3 separate regions of the Mus musculus genome follow, and regions 2 and 3 are each linked to region 1. A link is a loop called in an ENCODE intact Hi-C map of the cell type or tissue named here. Cell type or tissue: heart. All regions are shown on one strand.

Evidence for each region. Hi-C counts contacts between places; a loop is a spot of excess contacts. Peaks named below come from ENCODE experiments on the same cell type or tissue, not always from the same donor. Only the 100,000 strongest peaks of a DNase experiment are listed, where the experiment ranks them.
Region 2: a loop joins it to region 1, with 2.2 times the contacts of the local background. A loop is called at or near these places in 4 of 42 quality-filtered maps.
Region 3: a loop joins it to region 1, with 2.8 times the contacts of the local background. A loop is called at or near these places in 9 of 42 quality-filtered maps.

Annotation. Positions count from the first base shown.
Region 1 is chr3:127,892,296-127,900,295 of GRCm38, reverse strand. Fam241a (family with sequence similarity 241, member A) reads left to right here and starts at 3,973. Exons shown (of 2, transcript NM_027482.3): 1 at 3,973-4,262. The coding sequence starts at 4,113. In heart, no CTCF peak of the experiment used is centred here; a DNase peak (open chromatin) is centred at 3,935; H3K4me3 peaks cover 2,497 bases; H3K27ac peaks cover 1,089 bases; H3K27me3 peaks cover 295 bases.
Region 2 is chr3:127,791,763-127,799,762 of GRCm38, reverse strand. Tifa (TRAF-interacting protein with forkhead-associated domain) reads right to left here. Exons shown (of 3, transcript NM_145133.4): 3 at 1,369-3,194. The coding sequence starts at 3,181. The coding sequence ends at 2,627. Among named protein-coding and RNA genes, the nearest start is that of Tifa, 5.9 kb to the right of the region's middle. In heart, a CTCF peak has its summit at 3,809 (motif pointing left); no DNase peak of the experiment used is centred here; H3K27me3 peaks cover 649 bases.
Region 3 is chr3:127,944,112-127,952,111 of GRCm38, reverse strand. 9830132P13Rik (RIKEN cDNA 9830132P13 gene) reads right to left here. Exons shown (of 5, transcript NR_040552.1): 4 at 3,939-4,163; 5 at 1-462. Among named protein-coding and RNA genes, the nearest start is that of Gm35667, 23 kb to the left of the region's middle. In heart, CTCF peaks have their summits at 2,814 and 3,019 (motif pointing right); no DNase peak of the experiment used is centred here; H3K27me3 peaks cover 4,763 bases.

The DNA.
Region 1 (8,000 bases):
GCGAACCATTGAAGGAAGTCAAGGCAGGAATTCAAGGCAGGAACTAGAGTAAAGAAAGACCCGAGGACTGCCACTTTCTGGCTTTCTTATGCTGACTTGCAGTTAATTTTCTTACATAGCCCAGGCCCACCTGCCCAGGGATGACATCACACACAGTGGACCAGATCCTCCATCGAGTAGAAACTGAGAAAATGCCGTATAGATTTGCCATAGCAATCTGATACAAGAGATTCAATGGTAAGTTTCTCTTTCCAAGAATGTGTAGGTTGCGTCAAGTTGACAACAGCTGGAGAGATGATGTGTCAAGTTGACAACAGCTGGAGAGATGAGCGAATGAATCAAGTGAAGGAGTATTAAAAGCTATAAAGGGGTAACAGTGCGATATAAAGTCATCTTTACAGCAACTGCGTAGGCCATGCTGTGCTACACTGGACTCTCTGTAAACAAGTAAACTGTTCCACTTAATTCCTGGGGAAACAGGCAAATATACTAGAAAAAAATTTCAGTTTGACATGTTGTGGTTGCCTAGGTAATAACAATCTTATATTTCCCACGGGCAAGTGGCTGATAGCTTTCTTTAGCTGTTACTCATATGGCTCAGAGAGTAAAAATAGCCCACTCTTCCCATAAAATGCACTTGAAAGTGTATGATCTGGGATTTAATCTGAATAATGTCTTGTGTAGATACTATTATTAGATTTGCAGCAAGATGTAATTCTCTGGGTCTCTAGGAAAAACAAATTCTTGGGAACAAAAGCATATCATTTGGGAAAAAAAACCAAATGTGTATCATAGAAAGAGACTATGGACATAGGACTCTGCCCATGCCTTGGTAAAAGTTTTTATTTTATTTTACTTTGGCCAAGAGAAGCATACTAGAATGTGCTTATTAAAGGGGAAGTTTCCTGAGAGTAGAGCTATCTGTCTGAGCTCAATGCCTCCTAGCCATCAGTAACGACCTACTGAAACATTAAATGACACTTCTCAAAGAATTAAGGAGCCTGTGACAGCCCGGTAGCATGCAGCAGCAGTCACAGCCCCCTGGAGGTAGATGCAGGAGAGACTTGAGTGCAGGCCAGTTGGTGTTCAGAAGCAAGGCCTTGTCTTGGAAAAGGAGGAGGAGGAGAAGGAATGAATGTTTAAGAGAAAATCAGACAGCATGTTCTAAAGGACTCATGCACTGAGCGAGCTAAGCTCTGGATGTCTTCACTAACCCGTCTGTGTGCATCTCCTGCTATTTGAGCTCTCACCGATCCAAGAGGCTTCCCTTTATTCTGCCCAATGGATCAGAGCATAGCTGTTGCACTCTCTGTATTAATGCAAGCATGCAAAGGAGAGACACAAATGTCTTAAGTCCACAGGGTTGGCAGGGAAGGTTAAGGTTCTCTGGGCTGCTACATATGATCCTAGAGTTGTTTTTTTTTTTTCTTTCTTTCTTTCTTTCTTTCTTTCTTTCTTTCTTTCTTTCTTTCTTTCTTTCTTTCTTTCTTTTTTTGGTTTTTCGAGACAGGGTTTCTCTGTATAGCCCTGGCTGTCCTGGAGCTCACTTTGTAGACCAGGCTGGCCTCGAACTCAGAAATCCGCCTGCCTCTGCCTCCCGAGTGCTGGGATTAAAGGCGTGCGCCACCACGCCCGGCGAGTTGGTTTTTCTTAAAGATCATTTATAGGGAACAATAGTCAAGAGAAAAATTCCAAAATTCAAATGAAATGTTGCCATTAGACAAAAAGAATGATAATGTATATAACCAGGAGCCAGTGCCACCCTGTTTGGAAAGAGGGAAGTGTCTAGTGAGAAAAGCTGGGAGGAGAAGAGAGAGTATTTGGTCATATTTACACACACACACCATTACACTCTCTTTCTTGTCCTCCCAGCCTTTCCCACTAAATGCTTTCCTCTTTCTGATTATGTACATACAATATTTATTGCTGTCATCGAAGATTTTAAAGACCTTTAAGACAGACATTAAGCCAGATTCTTTTTTTTTTCTAATTTGTGATGTCCAAAAGCATATTTTTCTTGTCTCTAGGGACGGTGTATGTTTGGCAGAAACCATTAAGAAGGATTTGTGAGATGCTGTTGTAAGAAAGAAACTAGGTTACATTACAAAGTGTAACAGACTGGGTATAAGAAAGGGTGTTTTTGTGAGACACTGAGTACACAGAGAGAGAGAGAGTGTGTGTGTTAGGTGTGAGCAAAAGGGACAAGCTTCTGCCTAGCCCAAACAAAACAAAACCACTTTTTAAAATAAGCCTGTAAGTCCCTGCCTATTTAATTCCTTGGCTGGGCCTAAAGACATTTTGGGTACTAGTCTTTTCTTTTTTTAAGGTTTATTTATTTTATGTATCTGAGTGCTCTATTGCATGTATACCTGCATACCAGGACAGGGCATTGGATTCCATTGCACATGGTGGTGAGCCACCATCTGATTGCTGGGGATAGGACTCAGGATCTCTGAAAGAACAGTCAGTACTGTTAACCGCTGAGCCATCTCTCCAGCCCCTGAAGGCATTTTAAAAGAGGCTTTCCCAAACGAGTTACTCGTCTCTGGGCCTATTTGTTAAATAGGAAATAATTTCCATCGACAGTCTGATATACCAGCTACACCATAACCTTTTCCTCAATGCACGGATTAAAGGAAAGCAAAACCATTCGTTGTTTTACTTTCATGCCCCCCAGTTTACCCTTATATGATGGGCTAGCAAGAAAAAAGAAAAAGAAACTCGATTTCTCTCTCTTACCAGTCGCTGAGAATTTTTAAACCATTTCTAGAAATGCACACTACGGCAGAGAGACCAGGAAATGAGCCCAGGGCTCCCACAAGCCACACACACTAGGAAGCAGAGAGAAATAGGCATGGTCACTCAGAGATGCTTAGGGAGAGGAGGCAAAAGGGGAGGAACAAGCGACAGAGAGCCTGCATTCCTTCCTAGGCACAAGCAGCCAACAGCACACCCAGGCACAGCTGAGCGCCCGCTGCAGCTGGTATGGAGGGATACTGTGTGTTTGGGTGGTCTTTCACACTCCCAGAACCTCTTACATGTGCCCACACCTTCATGCACACAGCTCCCTCTCATATGAGCTTCTTATTCTCAGTTGCCCTCTTCTGTATACCTACATCCTCACACAAACTTTCAACACCTATGATCTCCCACACTGTCCTGTCACAAAAGACTCTGGTATACAGTCTTCCACAATCTGTTGTGTACAGGCACACAATTAGACACAGGCTTTTATAATACTCTATCAGACAGGGTCTCATGCATCTAATGGTCTTTTTCATATAATCTCCTGTAAGCACTTGGTTACAGTCTGTTACAATGTTTCTTACACACACTTTCTCACAACACATAACTTCCTCCTCCTCCTCCTCCTTCTCTCTCTCTCTCTCTCTCTCTCTCACACACACACACACACACACACACTAAACACAACATCTAAGTGTGTGTATGTGTGTGTGTGTATAGTTACTCACACACAATCACACATGGGCTCTCACATGCATTAAAAACCTGTCAGATACAATCTCCCTCATGCACCTATGGCCGATTTCATACATAATCTCCCTCATGTAGTCTGTTACAGTGTTCCTCACCTCTGACACTCTCTCTCTTCCTCTCTCTCTGTCTTTTACACATACACACACACACACACACACACACACACACACACCACAGGATATCTGTCTGTTGTGTACAGATAGTTACAGATACACAATTTCACAGATGTCATATACTTTAATAGGTGTCAGACACATACAACCTCCCTCAGGAGCCTATGGCCTCATTCATAGTTTCATGCACTAACTGGAATAATGCTACACCTCCCTTGGTTCCGCCCCTCCCTGGCCCCGCCCCTCCCAGTACCCTGCCCAACCCACCAGGTCCCGCCTTCATTGGGCCGCGGTCCGCTATGGCCCCGCCCCTCCTCCCGCCCCCGCCCCCGGGGTTCCGCCCCCGAGCTGGGGGTGGGGCGAGCGGCTGACAGGAGGGGCGGGCGGCTCCTGCACTTCTGGCCCCCAGGCCGGCGGGCGCGCTTCTAAGGATTCCCGTGTGCGTCGGGAGTCCCGGTGTGGCCAGCGGCAGCCGTGCGGGCGGCCGGAGTCGGCGGTGGGATGTGCTCGGCCAGGAAGCTGCTGCGGGGCGGCGCCGGCAGCGCCGGCGGGGAGTGCGACGAGGACGGGGCGGCGCCGGCCGGGCGGGTTGAGGAGCCGGAGCACGGGGCGAGCCCGCGGCGCCGGCGGCCGCAGGACGAGGGCGAGCAGGTGAGCGCGGGCGCGCGGGCCGCGGGGTGGCGGCTGGGCACGCGGCGAGCGGTTGACGGGCGGGGCCGGGCTCGGTGGAAATGCCCTCCGGAGCCTCACCTCAAAACCACCCGGCAACTTGCGCTACGTGGGCGCGCCGTGCGCTCGAATTCCGAGCACTGCACGCGCCCTGGACGGGGTGGGCGGACGGCCCGCACAGAGGATCGGGAAGCACGGGTCGGTGCCTAGGTGACACCGGGACTCTCCCAGAGCAAGTTTCACAGCACCACCGAGCAGAGCTGAACTTCATTTTAGAAGTGGAAAGGAAAAAAAAAAAAAGAAAATTGCCTGCTGTGAGCACCAAAGGGAAGGAAGCTTTAGTAACAGACATAATAAGGAAACTGGGTACTTTTAAAGTTCTCAGAATTGGATATCATTGAGAAGACTAAGGGAAATTATAACATCAGATATCTGTAAGACTAGACTAGCAGTTGAATGTAAAGATGGAGTTCTACGTGGGACGATTTTTTTTTTTTTTTTTTTACAGGCAGTACAGTAATTAGCTACTCAAAAATCCCCCAGATACAAAGACCTTTAGAAATCACATAAGTAAGCCTAGACTTCTGGAATCATCAGTTAATAATACCTGTAACTTGTCCTCTAATATCACTAAGTACATTAATAACTAAATACATTAATAAAACCCATTACTTAAGAAACAAAAATAATGCTAATGTGGGCTTGATCACCGTGTAGACAGTAATTATTCATCTATGTGACAATATAGGAGCCAGTGACTGAAGCAAATAAATTGGTAGCTAGGAGATCTTGCTGGTGCCCTTGCGGGCGGTGTTCTTACCAAACTGTACCATGCATGTCTCAATAGAGAAGGTCTTGATTTCCTCTTACTCTTGCTCAACTGGAAAACACAGCCAGCAACTAAAACTCCCTTTCCAAAAGTAAATGTGCAAATGGTTGTAATGGCATATGTGAAATCCTTCCCTTAACCATCTCTGGACCTTAGCAATACAATGACATGGACAGCGCCAGGAACTCTAGTCTTACTGATATTGTTACTAGAACAAGGAAAGGGGATGAAACAAAAAATTAAATATACATTCTAGAGAATAGATACCCTATCACATGCCTGCTTCCTCTATTGTACTATGAAATTTCATTTTCCTGCCTGCTTCTGCATGTTGCTTGTGTCGTTGTAATTTTGCTACATACTTTACCTGTATACTCTTAAGTCCTCACACTCATGGAAAAAAACACACCTGAGATCCTACTATATCAGCACCTGGGAACTTCTTATCAGGAGCTCAGAACTGGTACAGCCCAACTCGATAATGCAGAAAGCAAACTTTTGTGATCAATCGTTTGGCAACAGTATCACAAAGCCTATCATCTAGGGTTTTGTTTTGGTTTTTTTTTTTTTTTTTTTTTTTACAACCTGCAAATGAAATTTAAAAATCCATGCAATGTCACATAGATAGAGCTGTTTTTGTACACATACTATCTGAAGGAGAATTAGAGTTAACAACATAAAACATTCCAAAAAGTCATTTTAATTTTTCATCATGGAGATATTCTCCTGTTCTTCTTTTTGGATTGGTTTTAAGGATACCAGAACTCCAAATTATAAATTGAATAATTCTGGAAAATTCCTTTCTAAACTATTTAAAATTTACACAGAATTTTTCCATAGAAAATCAATGACAGAAACCAAAATGGAAGCAAAACTAGTTAGGTTGAAAGGAGGCAGTGGCCGTTTTCCTGCCGTCTTTCTGCTTAGTGTATTCAGTTGCTTTTCCAGAGCCTCAGCCTCCTAGACATTGAGAGGGAACTGAAGGCCACAGCCCTCTGCAATGCCTTCTTCTCTTGGGCGGGGCCAATGTGGTGGGTTCCAGAATCTGCTTTTTGTCAGTTCCTAATCTTACATGTTCTATCCTGTTCGCTTTCTGTTTCCTTTTCTGATAAGAAGCAGGCTGGGTTAGTTCCCAGCCTACAGTCTCCTCATACATCTCTCCCATCTCTGCCTTTCTTCTGTCTGGAAGGCCCATTCCCTCAACCTGGAAGACTTGTATAAACATGTATCCAAAACTTCTTTTCCCTCTGCCTTGTTGTTGCTAAAACGCCCGATCAGAACGCACCTTCACTTTACGTCCTGAGATTCTGAAACACGGCTGTGGATACAGGTGGTTTATTTGTAACTAACATATTGTCAGCATCATACTTTACAGTTTGTCCTTAGCCGAGACTCCATTTGAGGAAAAGCTAAGCTAGCATTTCAGCCTGAATCCTTTCCCAGGCGGGATGAGTGACAAAAGAGGTCTTGTTAAAATCAAGGATTCCTTAAAAAGGAAGCCTTGAGAAAAAGAAGCTGTGTCCCACGAGAAGTACAAGGCCAGCCTCTAAGAGAGATAAGAATTCTAGAGAAGGAGTAATGTGTGTAGCTATCCAGGGAACCGGGGAGTCTAGACTTAGAGAGCTGTGTCCACATGAATTTGTAATTCTGTTCAGGAGAGATGATCCAAGTCTATGGTTGACAGTGACTGCCTGGTGGTTTTGTGGAAGATGAGTCCCCTGCTGGACGGCTGGAAGGCTAAACCTCTCTAGGTCTTACTCATGTCTGTAATGTCAGTGGCATTTGCTCATATACAACATAGATTACGATTCACGATAACCTGAGATGGCTGTATTTACAGAAAGCATGGGGGCAATCCCATGACTCCCAAATTGACTTTAGAATTATTAATATTAATTTTGTGATTATATACATAATATGTATTTCAGGAATTCTAAAATACATGTGAAGAAAATAAATACTTGTAAGGAATTATTCCAAGTGATACCCTGAAGTCCAGCACTTTGGGGTTACTGTATCTGTTTTGGCTTAAGTACCCATGTATACATCATGCGCTTCAGCCAAGTTTTCTGTCTGATTTTTCCCTTTGTGGGGGGGGGGCTACTCTTTTCTGAAGGGAAAGAAGGAGGAGTGGATCTGGGGGAGCAGGTAGTAGGGTGGGAGGAACTGGGAAGAGAGGAGGGAGAGGAAACTGTGGGATGTAATACATGAGAGGAGAAAGAATAAAAAAGGAAAAGAAAGTGAGCATTATTTCCCCCATATTAGAAAAATCCCATGAAAGAATGACTTTTAGATTTTCCCAGTAGTCCATTCCCCTAACAGTGCACACTTAGGTGACTTCAAACTTTGTTTCATAAATAATACTGTCTAAAAAATATGCGCTAGTAATCATCACACTTCTGTTGATGTTGAAATAGATTCCTACAAGTGGAGAAAGTAGGTTGGAAAGAGCCAAGCTCCTGGAAGCGACTTGCAGCACCCCAAGGGGTGCATTCAACAGATGTCCTGCTTTTTGTCGTTTTGGTTGTTGAGGCAGTCTCACTATGCAGCTCTGGCTGGTGTGGACCTCAGTATGTGAAACAGGCTACCCTGGAACTCACAGAGATTCCCCCTGCTTCCTTCAAAATAACTAACAATGCTTCATTTCTGCTTTTCACCTGTCGCAGTGCCTAGAATTTTACAAAGACTGATACTGACTTAGAAATATAAGTAAGTAAGAAGATGGACTTCTATGGCAGTGCGTATCAAAGGTTTTCAAAGGTGATTCAGAAAATAATGGGGTAACCTTTGATCTGTCACTAGAGGTAGGGTTTGCGTGTGGATTCTGGATGGGTTTGTACTTAGAACTGAAGCTTTCGGTGAGTTAATTAACCCTCCTCTGTGGGCTTCAG
Region 2 (8,000 bases), 100 kb after region 1:
TTAGGAAGGATTAGGGAATGTTGTCTTGTTGGAGGAGATACATCACTGAGGGGAGAGGCTTTGAGATTTCAAAAGCCCAAGCCAGTCCAAGTCTCTCTCTCTCCCCTTTCAACCTTTGGATCAGGATGTGAACTCCCAGCTGCTGCTCCAGAGCCATGACTGCTTGCTTGCCACCCTACTATGATGGTCATGGATTCACTCTCTTAAACTGTGGGCAAGGTCCCCAATTAAATGTTTCCTTTTATAAGTAGCCTTGATTCTGATTGTCTCTCCACAGTGACAGAATAACTAAGACAATAACCATACGTAAGAGGGAGTATGTTTCTTTTCTCTTTTCTACTATAACAAGTTGCTGTAATTTGCAACAAAGTTTTGTGGGTGGAAGTCAACGGCAGGAGTCCTTGGGATTTAGATTCTTGCTAAGGTTTCCATACCAGGTTTCCATGCCGTTTCCAGCACATAGACATCTGTGCACATTTTTCTGTCTCCAAGATGTTGCTGCTTTGGTTCATGACCTCCTTCCTCCCAGTGCAAAGCCTATACTAGTCTGCCAAGCCCGTGTCACACTTCAACCTTCTGGTACCATTGTTTCCCCCTCCTCCTTTTAAGGACCCCATTATTACTTGAGTTGATCTCTTTCACTTGAGATCATCAAATGAGCAACCTTAATTCTATCTGCAGCATTCATTTGTCCTTGCTATGTCATGACATACCCACAGGTAGCACATGGACACCTGGACACCTGCTGGGCAGGATGTACAGGCGGGACTTACCATTTCCTGGAAGAAGGGGAGATTCGAGGGAGGAGAGAGGGGAGAACCAGGCAATCATGTGAGGTCTCGTGAGGAGCTGTGGGCTGTGGCCACTCCTATAGGTGGGTGGTCAGAGATGTTTAGCAGGGACTAGATTCAACTGACCGACTAAAATTAGGGCAGGTAGGAGGAACAGAGCTAAGAGTAATGATAAGGGCATGCTTTTACAAGTGGGAGAGAGTAGTGCCCAGCAATTGTGCCAAGAAGGCAAGCACAAAAGGAACAATTTGTGTGTGTGTGTGTGTGTGTGTGTGTGTGTGTGTGTGTGTGTGTGTGTGTGTTTTATCCATGGATTCAAGGGAAGCTGGGAGGGGGCTGGTAGTTCAGTCTGATTCCCAGAGCATAGCTAGGATAGTGAAAAGCTACACACAACAGCTTACCACGGGAGTCAGCAGGAAAACAAGGCAAGAAATGAAATACTCACCTGGACACTTAGCACATAAAGGGTTGCCTATAGCAGCAATCCCTGCTGAGGCAGCAGCTGATGTCTTATTTTATAGGCAAGGGGTGACTGACTGGTGATCTGCAGCAAGAGGCATACTGCAGATAACATTCACATGGTACTAGGCCAAACAGTTTATTAGAAATAATTTCAAAGGGCTGTTGCAGAAATACAGTTACATTAAGCTAGGCACAGCATTCAGGGGGCCGATGTATGAGGATCAAGAGTTCCAAGCCAGCCTGAGCTTCAAAGCAAGCTATTGTTGGAAAACAAAAACAAAAACAAAAACAAAAACAAAAACAAAATATGAATGTGGCTAACTTCCCCCACCTGACCTCCTCCCCTACCCAAAATCCTGTACCTGTTACAGCATTAAATTTCATTTACAGAGGAAGCTATACAGGGTGCCTTACTTACTAGTAATGCTAGAATTTATCTTAACTTAATGGCTTTCATCCTCTTTTACATAATGTTCACTAACATTCATCTTAATCTAGCCAAAATGAAGTGAATGAGAATCTTTTAAATAAATACAACTTTATGTGAAACTAAAATTTTAGAAATAATTAAGCATTTAATATAAATATTCACAGGTACTGACTTCTATAGGGCAGCCTAAGAATAGATGTTTTCCTTTAAGAATACATGTTTTCCTTTAAGAAGTTCCAAAGAAGCAACTAAGGAACTGGGCTCCGGCTTTATCATGTGCAAAGAGGCTGTTAAAAGTTTTGATTTCTGCCATTTTTAAATCTGTGAGATACATAAAATTCACTTTCAATATTGTAAGAAAACCATCTTCATCTCAGTGTTCTTTAAATGTTTGTTGTAGGTCCTACATATAGGAAAGCGACACTACCGTTCCACAGAAAGAAAATCAAGGAGCTATTTCCCAAGTCTTTCCATAAGGAAGCCATGGTGACTCAGTGACTCAGCACTCTAGAACTTATTCCAGGACTCTAGTTCTACAAGCGCTAGCACGCCACAGACACCAGTGAGCAATCTGCCCGAGCTCTAAACCTGAAAAACAAAGGCTGCTACGAAATGATGTGACCGGGCCAAGAGATGGCTGCCACCAAGACAAAGCATGGGGGTAACATCATGCAGAAAAGCAACAAGGGTGACCTCATTACCCAGAAGACGTGTCTGATGCACCAACCCTTACAGATGTACACTTAATTCTTTGTAGAGCCGAAACTCAGTTGACTAAGTTGATGATTAACACAGTCTAGAGACTTCCAAATGCTATTACCAAAACGAAAGTCAGCATGAGGACAGCCGCGCTACGCTACACTCACAAACTCGGAAGTAGGATGTCTCTTGACATCCGACCCATGTGTCCTCATCCTTCAATGTGTCTCCAGTTGGACCCTCTTCACAGTTCGTTTTCATCCATTTCTGAAGGAGAACTTCTGTGGGTGAAGTATGAAGAATACATCCCATCCTCTGGTATGGGATTCTGTGTTGGCCAGTTGTTTTCTTGCAAGAGAGGTCTTGAAGACATGATAAATTGAGTCTCAAAAGATTCCACCGACTCTCCGTCTTCCTTCTGCAACAGGAACTGATACTCTCCGAACCTGAGCATACACTTGTAAGGCAGGTCCATTTTATTGAGGTAGCCGAGCTCCTGGTTGTCTACCATCAAACTGGTTTTCTTGCTCATGTTTTTTATTTCAAACGAGAGAACGGAGCTGTTGAACTGTTTAAACGGCTGTAAAACAAACTGAATTCGGGACACCTGTTTGTCCTGAAACGTATACTGGCACATGTTGGAATTGCGTCCAAATTTCACCACTTCAATGGAAGGAAACTTCTCTTTGCTGCAAAACCTTATTGATTTAAATATCCCACTTTGTTGGCCAGGATGGTAAATGGTCATCTGGAGACAAGTGACCGTCTCCTCTGTATCAGCGTCTTCAAAGGTGGACATGACGCTCCCCGGCCTGCAATGGTCAAAGCATGCGGTTAGTTCAGCCTGTACTGCCCTCTCAAAGAGTGTGCTCAAAATGCGGTAGGGGATCCTATAGTAAGAACAATACTAGCCCTTTCCTCTTGCTTTGTTTCATTTCTCCTTTGCCCAGTCTTATAATGTGGACGGTTATGAGATTGCTCACAGTACAATGGTGTAGGGGAAGCAGAGGGAAGTCTCACTCCTTTCTCATTTAAATAGTGATGTAAACAAAAAAATATGATGGTTGTAATTAAAAATTAAATCAAGTATGTGGTGGTGAGAAGTTAAGGCAGAAAGATCGTTAGTTCAAGCCCAGCCTGGACTACCTAGTGAGACTACTAAAGAACAAATTGGTTTGGGTTTTAATATCCTCAGAGGAGCTATACACAAATAAAACCTACAGTCTATTAATTCTATTATAACACGATTAACTATAAATTGTGAACTCTTTCTAAAATAAGAAACTTAAAGGTTATAAACACAGGGCTGGGGAGATGCTGCAGCTGTTAAGAGGTTGCTCTTCCAGAGGAAAAGCCTGCTGAGATTCCTAGCACCTACATGGTGGCTCACAACCTTCTGTAATTCCATTTCCAGGGAATGTGATGCCCTCTTCTGGCCTCCTTGGGTATTGCATACACATGGTGCACAGACATACACACAAGCAAAACATCCATCCGCACAAAAAATAAAAATATAAAGTAAAAAAATTTTAAATGTTAAAATTAAAAATAAATAAATTTAAATGTTAAAATTAAAAAATAAATAATTGCAATCGTATCACCTTATATCATTAAATTAAATTAATTTATATCAAATTAAGTCTTGAATTTCTAATAGTTTTGCTTTGACATTACGTTTTTAACAGCTCCCGAGAGGCTACTCACTCCCATAGCCCTTGCTGGTACCAGAACCCACCTAGACTTCACTATACACCAGAGCACTATAGTACAAGTGGGAAGGGATGCTATTTACAGGATTACAACAGAAAAGAAATTTTCATTTCTTAAATATTCCTGAAGCTATCTTGATACAGAACTACCATTTTAAAGAAAAACTAACAGTTTTAAAAACATGCACATATCACTTAAAAGTTCAAAAAACATTCAGAAACAAATCTCTCAATTCCAATCTTTTATCTTTCTGCTCTAGAATGAACCACTCACTATAAGCTGCCTTTAACTTTATAAACATGTTCTCCACACAAGCATAATTACGTGAACATGCACACATGTACATGTATACACACACACACACACACACACACACACACACGTTACTCTACAGAGAATAATTTCTCTCATACAAATAGAAATACATTATATTCCACTCTGGACCTTGATTGCTCCATGTATATTGGTAGTTTTTTGTTTGTTTGTTTGTTGCCGTAGCCACATACCACCTTCCACCAAGTGTGGTGAAGGCAGCACTCATTAGCTGCTGACTGTCCACTGCGACCTCTGAATGACCCTCACTTGTTTGTGTAGTTGGATTCTATCTGCTTATGTTGATTTAGGGCTTGGAAAGCAAAAATCTTCAATAACTATTTTGAAATGGCATTTTAAGTTTACGTGCATTGGTATTTTGCCCGAATATCAGGGTATCAGATTCCCTGTAAATGGAATTACAGGCAGATGTGAACTGCCATGTGGGTGCTGGGAATTGAACTCAGGTCCTCTGAAAAAAGCCACCAGTGGTCTTAACCACTGAGTCATCTCTCCAGCCCCCATCAATGAGGTTTTATAATTAAGTGAAATTTATATTGGTACTGGGGTTTTTTGTTTGTTTATAACAAAGCAAAAATAGGTTAATATTAAAGTCCCATCTACCTTAGACACTGATATCAAAACTATCATGGTTTGAAAACAAAAGCTGCAACTGTTTTCCAGGTCCTTCTATATCCCAGCCTTGTACTCTACTGTTTTTCTTGACAGGGTGGTTTTCTTGATAGTGGTTTGAATGGGAATGGTCCCATAGACTCCGATGTTTCAATATTTGGTCTCCAGTTGGTGGAATTGTATAGAACTGATTAGGGAGTGTGGCCCTGTTAGAGGAGGTCTAGAGATGGAGGGTTTTGAGGTTTCAAAAGCTTACTCTGTTCCCAGTTAATTCTCACCGCTTGGCGGTTTTGCTTCAGTGTGAGGTGCCATGCCAAGCACCCTCACCTGCTGCCATGGTCCTCACGATGAAGGCACGGACTCTATCCCTCTGAGACTGCAATCCCCAGCTAAACTCTGTCTTATATATGGAAGCCTAGGTCATGGAGTCGCATCCCAGCAATAGAAATGAACTAAGACCGAGTCTCAGTATCTAGGCCACTTCGTTCTTCCCCCTCATACCCAGGGCTGTCTGCTTTTCAGACATTATTTTTCTCTCTTTTACAAAGTTGTGCTGCTAAAACCAAGCTGCATGTATTTATCCCATAAATGACCGCCAAGCAAAATGTCTTTCGTTAACTTAGACATTAATCTTTAACTTTTGTTTTGTTTTGTTTTGTTTTTTTGAGACAGGGTTGCTCCGTATAGCTCTGGCTGTCCTGGAACTCACTTTGTAGACCAGGCTGGCCTCAAAATGAACTCAGAAATCCGCCTGCCTCTGCCTCCCAAGTGCTGGGATCAAAGGCGTGCGCCACCACGCCCAGCTAATCTTTAATTTTAATTTTTCATCCCTATCTCTTGGACTTTATTGCAGTACACTGAGCAAGGTAAGGTAAGAGATCCTCCAGTGTAAGTTAGAAATAAATAAATAAAAACCAGCAAAAGGGATCCTCACAGTCTCGGGCCAAACATGGCAAAAACAATTGAAACAAAAGCCAGCAAGAACTAACTACCATGCAGTGGGTGGAACTGACTAAACCAGTTTATGCTGTCATTTGAATACACTTTCATTATGATGATCGAGTCTCATGATTCAAGAAGCAGACAGCATGAATGAGAGTAATTACGCTACGTTATGCAATGATACAACTAGCAATTTATTAAAAAATTATTTGATGTTTTGAATCTTGGGAGACATCCACTTCCCATCTATATTCCCAGTTTGTTTAAAAGATGTATACAGGAGCCGGGCGTGGTGGCGCATGCCTTTAGTCCCAGCACTCAGGAGGCAGAGACAGGCGGATTTCTGAGTTCGAGGCCAGCCTGGTCTACAAAGAGAGTTCCAGGACAACTAGGGCTATACAGAGAAACCCTGTCTCAAGAAACCAAAAAAAGAAAAAAAAAATCTATAAAATAAAACTGAAAGTAAGAATGTCAGGATAAAATGAGGAACTTGGAAAATGGCTCAGTTGGTAAAGCATTTGCCTTGCCAGTTGGAGGACTGTGCCTAGATCCCTGCCAAGTGAGTTGCGCTCCCAGCCCCCAGCAGATGCTTTCCTGTGCGAGAGACCCTGGGTTCACTCTCGCTCAAAGGTCTTTCTCTGGGGCAGAGAGAAGGATTAGAGGGTAAAGGTGCTTTTGCACAAGGCTGGTAATCCGAGTTAAGTCTCTGGAGCCTACATAGAAACTGAGAAAGCTAGCGGGGCGTGGTGGCGCATGCCTTTAATCCCAGCACTCGGGAGGCAGAGGCAGGCGGATTTTTGAGTTCAAGGCCAGCCTGGTCTACAAAGTGAGTTCCAGGACAGCCAGGGCTACACAGAGAAACCCTGCCTCGAAAAAAAAAAAAAAAAAAGAAGAAGAACCACTATTCCAGTCTGAGTGTCAGAGTGTCAGAGGTGAGTCCTTGTGATTCTTGAGGCTATGCTATGTTACTCCACTCTAGGCTGAGAAACTCATTCACCTCTCAGGAGGATGAAATGGCCACAAACTCTGACAGTTAGAAGGGTTTCTGCTTATGGTGCCTTTCCTGTGTCAGGCAGGGTGCTGGGTCCTTTGCTTGTGCCATCCCAGCTCATCTTCAGAATAGCTCCATGAACGACCCCTTTACAGGTGAGAGAGATGGAGCTAGGTAGAATGTAAAGAGTGGGTTCCGCTCCAAAACAAGGTGCCAAGGCCAGGGTCCAGACCCCAAGGCACTGTCTCTTAGCACTCCACAAACTGCCTCCCTTCCAGGGTTCACAGTTATACTTTGCAAACTATAGAAGTTAAGAGAAGGAGGGGGCTCAGATGCATGTGCTATAGCCAGCGAGCTGTGAACCTGGACCCCACACCACTGTTAAGGAGGGAAGTGTGGCTGCCTGCACTGCCTCATAAGAGGATGTGAACCAAAGCATTGGCTTGCTGCAAAAGCTGATCACCCTTACTCCTGCATAGGAGCACAGGCCTACCATTCACTGGCAAGTCTGCTGGTTGGTTGGAGAGTGGAGAAGGCAGATAACTAATCTGTTAACTTCCAGAGGCCCAAGGACCTTCTACAAAGTAGCTTGAACCCTTGGCACTTCAGTATTCAGTAGAAAAACAGAAATGAATAATTAACATAACAAATTTAAGAGTAGTAGTTGTTTTTTGTTTGTTTGTTTGGTTGGTTTTTAAGCCACTGGTGTGTAGAGGCTCAACAAAAGTTTTTTTAATTCTGCTAGTTTTAAATACCAAATACACAGAAGGCCAACAGACTGCAGTAGTAACCATGTTTGTCTTGGGAAGGGGAACCAAAGGGCCAGGAGAAGAGAGATTTCTCAGGGCACACCAGGTACAGGAAGATCTGTTCAAATATCTAACAATTTTTTTTTCTTTACAAAACCCATAAGCCATCATATTTTTGTGGAATAAAATAGAATTAGCGATAGTAAAGTATCATTTGGCAATGCGTGTGTTACACAGTATATTACTCTGTTATCTGACATCACAAAGTTGTCAAACATGAA
Region 3 (8,000 bases), 52 kb before region 1:
TGCCTAGAAGCCAGTATTCTGCTAGCAGCCTTCAGATGAAGATGTAGAACTCTCAGCTCCTCCTGCACCATGCCTGCCCGAATGCTGCCATGCTTCTGTCTTGGTGATAATGGACTGAACCTCTGAACCTGTAAGCGAGCCCCAATTAAATGTTCTTTTTAAGAGGTGCTTTGGTCATGGTGTCTCTTCACATCAGTAAAACTCTAAGACAGCCTCCAACATTGTAATGGCTTCAAAGTAAGTTTTATGAAAAAAAACTTCTCACTCCTTAGGAAAGTTAATATTGTCGTTTGACAAGATATAGAATCGTATAGGAGGCAGGCCTTTGGACATTCCTGTGGAGCCTATGTAGGTTCAGTTCACTGAGGTGAGAAGAGCAACCCTAACATCCAGGTTTGGGTTCTGGCTCAGTGGTAGAGTGCTTGCCTAGCAAGCGCAAGACCCTGGGTTCGGTCCTCAGCTCTGGAAGAAAAAAAAGAAAAAAAAAAAAGGAGAAAGCTGAGTACGAGTGACCATCATTCTCTACTTCCCAACTGTGGAAGCCACTTAACCAGCTGCCTCAAGCTCTTGCTGCCTGGACATCCCTGCCCTGGTGGGCTAGGCCTTCAGACTGTGAGCTAACATCAAAGCTTTCCCTTTAAGCTGCATTTGTTTGGGTAATTTATCACAGCAACAGAAAAGCAAGTCAGATCCCTCTGTTGCCTGCTTGTGTGTGATTATATTTTCACATAGACTTTGCAAGCTTCTCTGGGGTGGGCATTATGAGTTTCTTGCATCACACACTAGGTATTTAATCGTTGTTACAGACTATAAAACAATTCTCGTCATTTTGGCTAATCTTGTGTCTTCTGCCAATATGTACCTATGCTCCCTTGACAGAGTCAAACTGTTGGCATTGTTGAGAGTCAAATGGAAGTAGAGTTCAGTATGGAGCTGGTCTAGGATGAAGAATACACAGTAATTATGCTGCTATCGACTACAGAACTATAAGAAAATTCTTAACACACTTTTCCATTAATGTTTCTTAAGGTGATAAGTGGAGTGGAGTGCCTTTTGTCGATAGGTACTCCAGACCATCTGAGTTAAAAAGACAAAGACGAAACAAGAAGACTCATTGAACTAGTGTTTATGCTATTTTGCTGATCCCTCAACTTGTTCAGGAGCAAAATCCACAAGAAAGAAGCGGAAGACCACGTTGTAACTCATCCTTTTACTCTTAGGAGGCCGGTAGAGTCTATAGCCAAGAAATTCAAAGAAAAAGATTGTGGTTTAATAAAAGGTTTAATAAGTAAAGGAGATGCTACACTCAAGCATATACTTTTACATTTGGGGCTGCGGCCCCAATTGAAAACAAATGACTGTGCAAAGTAGGAAGTAACTGGCAGAGCCATTAAGCCACCGACCAACACTGAAGCCAACACCCTGGCCTTGCTTCGCATAAAGGTCTGAATGCACTGGCCCAGCATAAGTCCTGTCAACTAATGCAGTTGATGCAGGCTTTCCCCCTTCAGCTGGCATCTCAAATGTCTACAGTTGATACAACAGTGGCTCTGAAGAGCTAATGGACAGAAGAAGGCTCACTAAACTCTTTGCTCTAACGACTGCAGGCTGCACACTCCCTCCCCTGACCCCTCCTCCAAAGATTCTGACTCCAGTGTTTCATCAAACCGCAGACCGGACTCCATCTCATCTGACTTCGGAGACTAAACAGGCCTGGGCCTGGTTGCTAGTTGGATGGAAGAGATTCTTATGCAGTAGATCTGGGATGGGACTCATTCAGGCATTATATGTTCTACATGACTCTGATGCAAAAAAAAAAAAAAAAAAAAAAAAAAAAGGTCATTGACCATGCTGGGGAAACTGCTTTATAGTTCCAATGTCTCCAAGGCCACAGATAGCTAGACCCAAGATATGAACAAACACTGGAATGTGCACTGTAATTGAGTTTAAGATCATAGATTAACCTTGTACACAAAAGGGGAAAGCAAGATGTGAGTAAAAAAATAAAATAAAATAAAATAAAATAAAATAAAATAAAATAAAATAAAAGATCCCTAAAGAGAAGGTGGTATTTGGTCTGGGATTTAAAAGATAAGAAGGCATTTTCTAGCTAAAGGGGTGTGAAGAGAAAAAAATCAAAGAGAACAGAAGGTGCCTAGAGAAGAAAGGCAGGTACATCGTGCAGAGGATGGAGCTCTAGGGACCACTTCAGCCACCTAGAGTAGTGTCTGTGCTTGGAAGAACAGTTTACCCCATAGACTAGGATTTCTCAGGTACGAGGTCTGTACCCTACACCCAAAGCACATATTAAAATGCAGCCCTCAGGGCCTCGTGACCCCTGCTAAATCAAACTGTTTTAAGAGAAAGGTGCGTATCTAGACACTTAACACGGGCCTATAGGTTCTACGCAAGACAGTCACTATGGAACCCACTGAGGGCTCAGCCAGTTCAGAGGATCCTTTTTCCCGAGTTGATGTCATGAAGGGTCCATCCAGGGAAGAAAAACGAAGTCAAGACAAAGAGTCTTCGTGCTCAAAAATATGTCCATGCAGTAAGACTTCTGTGGAGAAAGAGGCAAGTTACAGGGACTGAAAAATCAGAAGCCAGATCTTCAGAAGGCAGTGGCTGGACATAAGGACAGTGTACACAGAGAGGGTCCTCCCTGCTATCAGGCAGAGGTAGCTTCTGAGATCTGAGACTGAGAGGCTTAGCAGCCTGGATCAGCGAAGAAGGAGCACATATCCCGTTCAAGCAACAGGAGAAAGACAAACTAAGCAATAAACAGAGAAACACTTAGTTTGAATGGAAACAGGACATGTCAGAATGTCTACAAGAGCGGATGTCATTGCTTGAGGGGACAGAGAAGTACCAAGACATCAGGAGTATCTCTCTCTCTCTCTCTCTCTCTCTCTCTCTCTCTCTCTCTCTCTCTCTCTCTCTCTCTCTCTCTCTCTCTCTCTCCTCCATCTAACATACAGAACTGTTCTTCAATATGCCAGTAGGTGGTGCTGTGGCTTTGAAAATAATAAAGCAATGGCCCAAATGGACCTAATGATTGATGCTAAGGCCTCTCCAACAGCCGACAGGGATCACCAGACCTCCACCCTACAAAACAAACTACAGGTAAATAAATAGTCTTCCCCTGTGAAGAACACACTAGCTGGTTATCTAAGATCAAATGGTCAGCCCTAAAAACATACATACAAGTAACATAGACTGAGCAGGTTGTATTTTTGCATTTTGGAACACATATACATGTTAAAAATTAATGGAAAAAAAAGGCCATGGACTTGAAAGAGAGCAAAGAGAAATATATGGGAAGGTTTAGAGGGAAGGAAAGGAAAAGGGGAAATGATGTAATTATATTATTATCTCAATAAATTAATATTTTTTAAATAAAATTGTGATTAGGGTTAAATAAAGTGATAAAGGCAAAGTGGGAGACCAGGTCAGTCAGTGTCTAAAAGCTTACTTACTGTGTGACGCTCATGCTACTCAAATCTTTACAGTTTAGTTTTACCCTACCAACGGCTTGTACAATCGAACAGGCAGTGTTGCAAGATGTAGGTCACATGACCGTCAAGCTCACAGAGAAAGAAGTCAGATGCACATTAGCATGCTTGGCAGTTAGGAAACACTCAGATCTGCAAAACTTCTGGCCTCCTGGCCTCTGCCCGAACCTGCTAGTTTCCAAACATGAGGTTTTACAGGGATGCTTGTTGTCTTTCTAAGTCAGATGCTGCAGATAGGAAGGATATCAGGATCAGAGGACAGTAAGAGGAGGTGCTGGACGTGTGGAAAGCACAATGAACGTTCATTATTTGTGTGGATAAAAACTCTCGGCTCAACCTATTTTTATCATCAATATATACTAACTCTAAGATAAAAGGAAAGTTTGCTTTCTATCAGAGAAGTGTAAGAAAAGTAATACTTCTTACCTGATTCATTGGTTGGTGGATAAGGCTGATGCAGAGTCCTTTGTTTCTGAAAATCTTTACTCAGAAACTTAAAGCAGAGGGCAGCAGAGCAGACGCATGCCAGGGCACCGGTGTAGCCAGGTAGAAAGGAAGAACTGGCCTGCGGTAAGGAGAGCTCCCATTCTTACATCTCAGAGAGGACAGATGGGAGAGGAGAGCTGCCACCAGCTTTCTTCGGATCCAATTCTGATTAAAGAAAGAAAGAAAGAAAGAAAGAAAGAAAGAAAGAAAGAAAGAAAGAAAGAAAGAAAGAAAGAAAGAAAGTATGAATTATGTGACTGCAATGCTTGGGAGTCTAGGATTTTAAGGGTTCAAAAACAGCAATTTTAAGTTAATCCCAAGATCGAGAAGGCTCGAGATTCTTGGGGGTTCCTGAAAAAGTAAGGAGAAATACTTTAGATCATTCTAAGAACCCCAATGCAGGATAAAACAACTCTGGATGTCTGGCAGCTGGAAGTCAAGCTCAGAGATCACGTTTAGAGTCAAGAGTGGTAGCCTCTCTTGGTCAAGGGATGCCTTTGAACTTCATCTCTGTTCAGAGCTACTTAAGTCTGTGCCCATGGTGAGTTCTTGTTTGTTCCCTACACGTTGGCTGCAAGCTCTTAATGGGAAATATTTTCTATTAATTTTTTTCCTTACAATTTCATATATTAAAATAATTTTTAAAAAACCTCTCTACAGTCAAACAAAAATGCCTCTCATTACAAACAGAAATGACAGCATCTGCTTCGTGTGCATAACTTGTTCATTGTAAGCCCTCTTCTCTTTTGGTATATACTTCACGAAGATAGGCAGGATGTAACATTCAAAGCTATGGAGAGTTCTAAGGAGTAGAAACCATGTATCGGAGTTCTTTGTTGTGATAACCATGAGCTGAGGTTAAGTTGAGATATACACAAATTCTAAACTTAGTACTGTTTATACTCAAAGGCCATTGGCACTGAACCCTCTAGAGAGGAAGACTTCCCAGAATTCTTTCGCTAGCCCTTCAGTGAAGGAGAGAAGCCCTGAAACACTGTTTATTCTATCACTGTTTGCTTGGGGATGATTTTTGAGAGCATTTATGTAAGCTTAAGGGACTGTGGGAAAAGGAACTTGGAAGCTGTCACACACACATGCACGCACGCATGCGCACGCAGGCATGCACACGCGCGCACGCACACACACACACACACTCACACACACACATCTTATACTCCCAGATGACTGAGAAGAAATGCCTCTAATCTGCCTTTATGGTGGCCCTTTGTCATAACCAGATTGGGGAATGGGGTGGGGTGGAGTTCTTTGCACATGGAGAGCAGGTGGCATAAGGCTTTTTCTGCAACGCCACACGATGCTGGTGTCAGCATCAGCCTCTCTTGGACAGGTCACACGGCAGACACATGGACGCCTGCCTTCCTTTCCTCCCTCTGTCACACCTTTCAATGCAACTCTTGATAGGTCCTCATCGAGAGAGGCCAACACAGGATCCAGGACCAAAGCCTCTGAGCTCAGATCAGGCAAGACTCTGACGTCTTTAGCCCTCAGTTTCATTATCTATAAAACAGAGATCATGACAGTGATTCCTACATTATGAATATCTAACATGGATTAAATGAAAGAGCCACACACAAGCTCTTCATCCATACCACCTAGTGCAGAGTTAGCTTAATGCTATGTATTAGCCACGTTATTTACCATCCTAGAAAATCCACTTTAGGAAGAAGTCTGCTCAGCTGTGTTCATGCTTTGAGTGTACACTTAAGGAAGAAGCCTGTGTACATCCAAGTGCACACACACACACACACACACACACACACACACACACACACACTACATAGAACAACCTGGAGCCAAGAAGCTGGCATGCATGGTTCCGACAAAAGAAGTTTTTGAATTGTTACAGTTCCGTGTCAGTGAGCGTGAAATAGAAGGCAGCAGCTATTGCCTGTGGAATCTGGGAAATGGGTCAACGTGCAGATAGAAACACTCAAATAAAAATAAGGGAGAAATCAGCAAATCTTCCTGGTTGAGACCTTACAGATCCACCTACTTCATTCTATTGTCTCCATGCCAGATCCCGGCTCCCATAACCAGATAAGACACTCGCCCTGTGAACTGGCCTTTCCCAGCTGTGGTCCTAACAAGCAGCCTTGAGAACACTGACATTTTTAACGTCTAAAACTAAGGGTATCTCATTCTACCAATGCTGGACGAACCTGTTTCCACTTCAGCATTCTGTGACAATCAGGAAGGAAGACACTCTCTCTATCCCTCTATTTTTATTAGATATTTTCTTTATTTACATTTCAAATGTAAATGTTATCCCCTTTCCTGGTTTCCCCTCTGAAAACCCCGTCCCCCATCCCCTATCCCCCACCCCACCCCCTACCTCCTACCCCTGCTCACCAACCCACCCTCTCCTGCTTCCTGGACCTGGCATTCCCCTACACTTGGGCTTAGAGCCTTCACAGGACCAAGGGTCTCTCCTCCCATTAATGACTAACTAGACCATCCTGTGTGACAGCTGGAGCCAAGAGTCCCAATATGTATTTTCTTTGGTTGGTGGTTTAGTCCCAGGGAGCTCTGGGGGTACTGGTTGGTTCATATTGTTGTTCTTCCTATGGGGCTGCAAACCCCTTCAACTTCTTGGGCTCTTTCTCTAGCTCCTTCATTGGGGTCCCTGTGCTCAGTCCAGTGGATGACTATAAGCATCTACTTCTGTATCTGTCAGGCACTGGCAGAGCCTCTCAGCTATATCAGGCTCCTGTCAGCAAGTACTTATTGCCATCCACAATAGTGTCTGGTGAACAAAATACCCATAGAAGGAGTTACAGAGACAAAGTATGAAGCAGAGACTGAAAGAAGAGACTGCTCCACCCGGGGATCCATCCCATATACAACCACCAAACCTGCCCCTCTATTTTAATGTGAGTTCTTCTTTCCTTCCACAGATCATTTCTTAGTCCACAATGCATTATTCTGTTATTGTTTAATGTATTCTTGTCAGCATTTGCTTGATTCAAAATCCTTGTGAAGAACAGATGTGAGTGTGGTGTCACAGGTGCTGTTTCCAATAAAATCAGAGGACCCCATCCCCCGCAACCCCATTTCTGCTTTTCTAGTAGCAGAGAACAGTTCATTTCACATGAGCCCTTTCAAGAAGCTCACGATAAAGAACGGAGGTGCATACAGAACGAAGCCTGCTCTGCAACTGCCATCCACTGCATATGCTACCAAGCTACTGGGAGACTCTCACAAACCCCTTACCACAGCCTCGGCTTTTATGCCTGTTAATTTATGCTGCACACCGCCTACACTGAAGTTGCCCAGGTATGCCTTCTCTAAATTATTCATCTGTACCCAGATGATGTCGACCATAGACAACAGCATTAAAATAAAAATCTTCAGACATGCCATGACCATTTCAATATAATCAAACAAAATGGTTTGCTTTGTTCATGATTCAAAAAAAATATCTATTTGTTGAAGCGGCATATACTCCCAGCCTTCGACAGACTGTAGCAAGGGGAGGGTAAATTCAAGGCCAGCCTGAGCAACCCAGTGAAACCTCATCGGAGGTATGAGTGTGCGGGGACACTGAGTACCTCTAAGTCTCCAGCCTTCACCTTGGATTTGTTTATAGGTTGTCTTCTCTAGTGAGCTCAGGGTTTATTGGAAGGACTCAGACAAGAGGAACCCAAACATGCAATCCTAAATTACAGTGAGCAAGAAATAGAAACGTGTATTTTATTAAAGAAACATAAGCAGCCTCTCTCAGACTGGATATATAATTTGGTGAGTAAAGACTTCATAGGGGTTAGCAAGGTGAAGGGTAGAATGGAAACAGAACAACACGCAGCGGGACTAAAAGGGCTTGTCACATAAAGAACTGAGACTGTCCAACACAGTGGCACTGGGAGAGCAAAGGGGAAGGAGCCAAACCTGAAGTAAGCCAAACCTGATACCACATCCGCTGTGTTCGATTGTCTGTTTGTTATTTTGTTTGCCTATATAGCTCTGGCTGTCCTGGAGCTCACT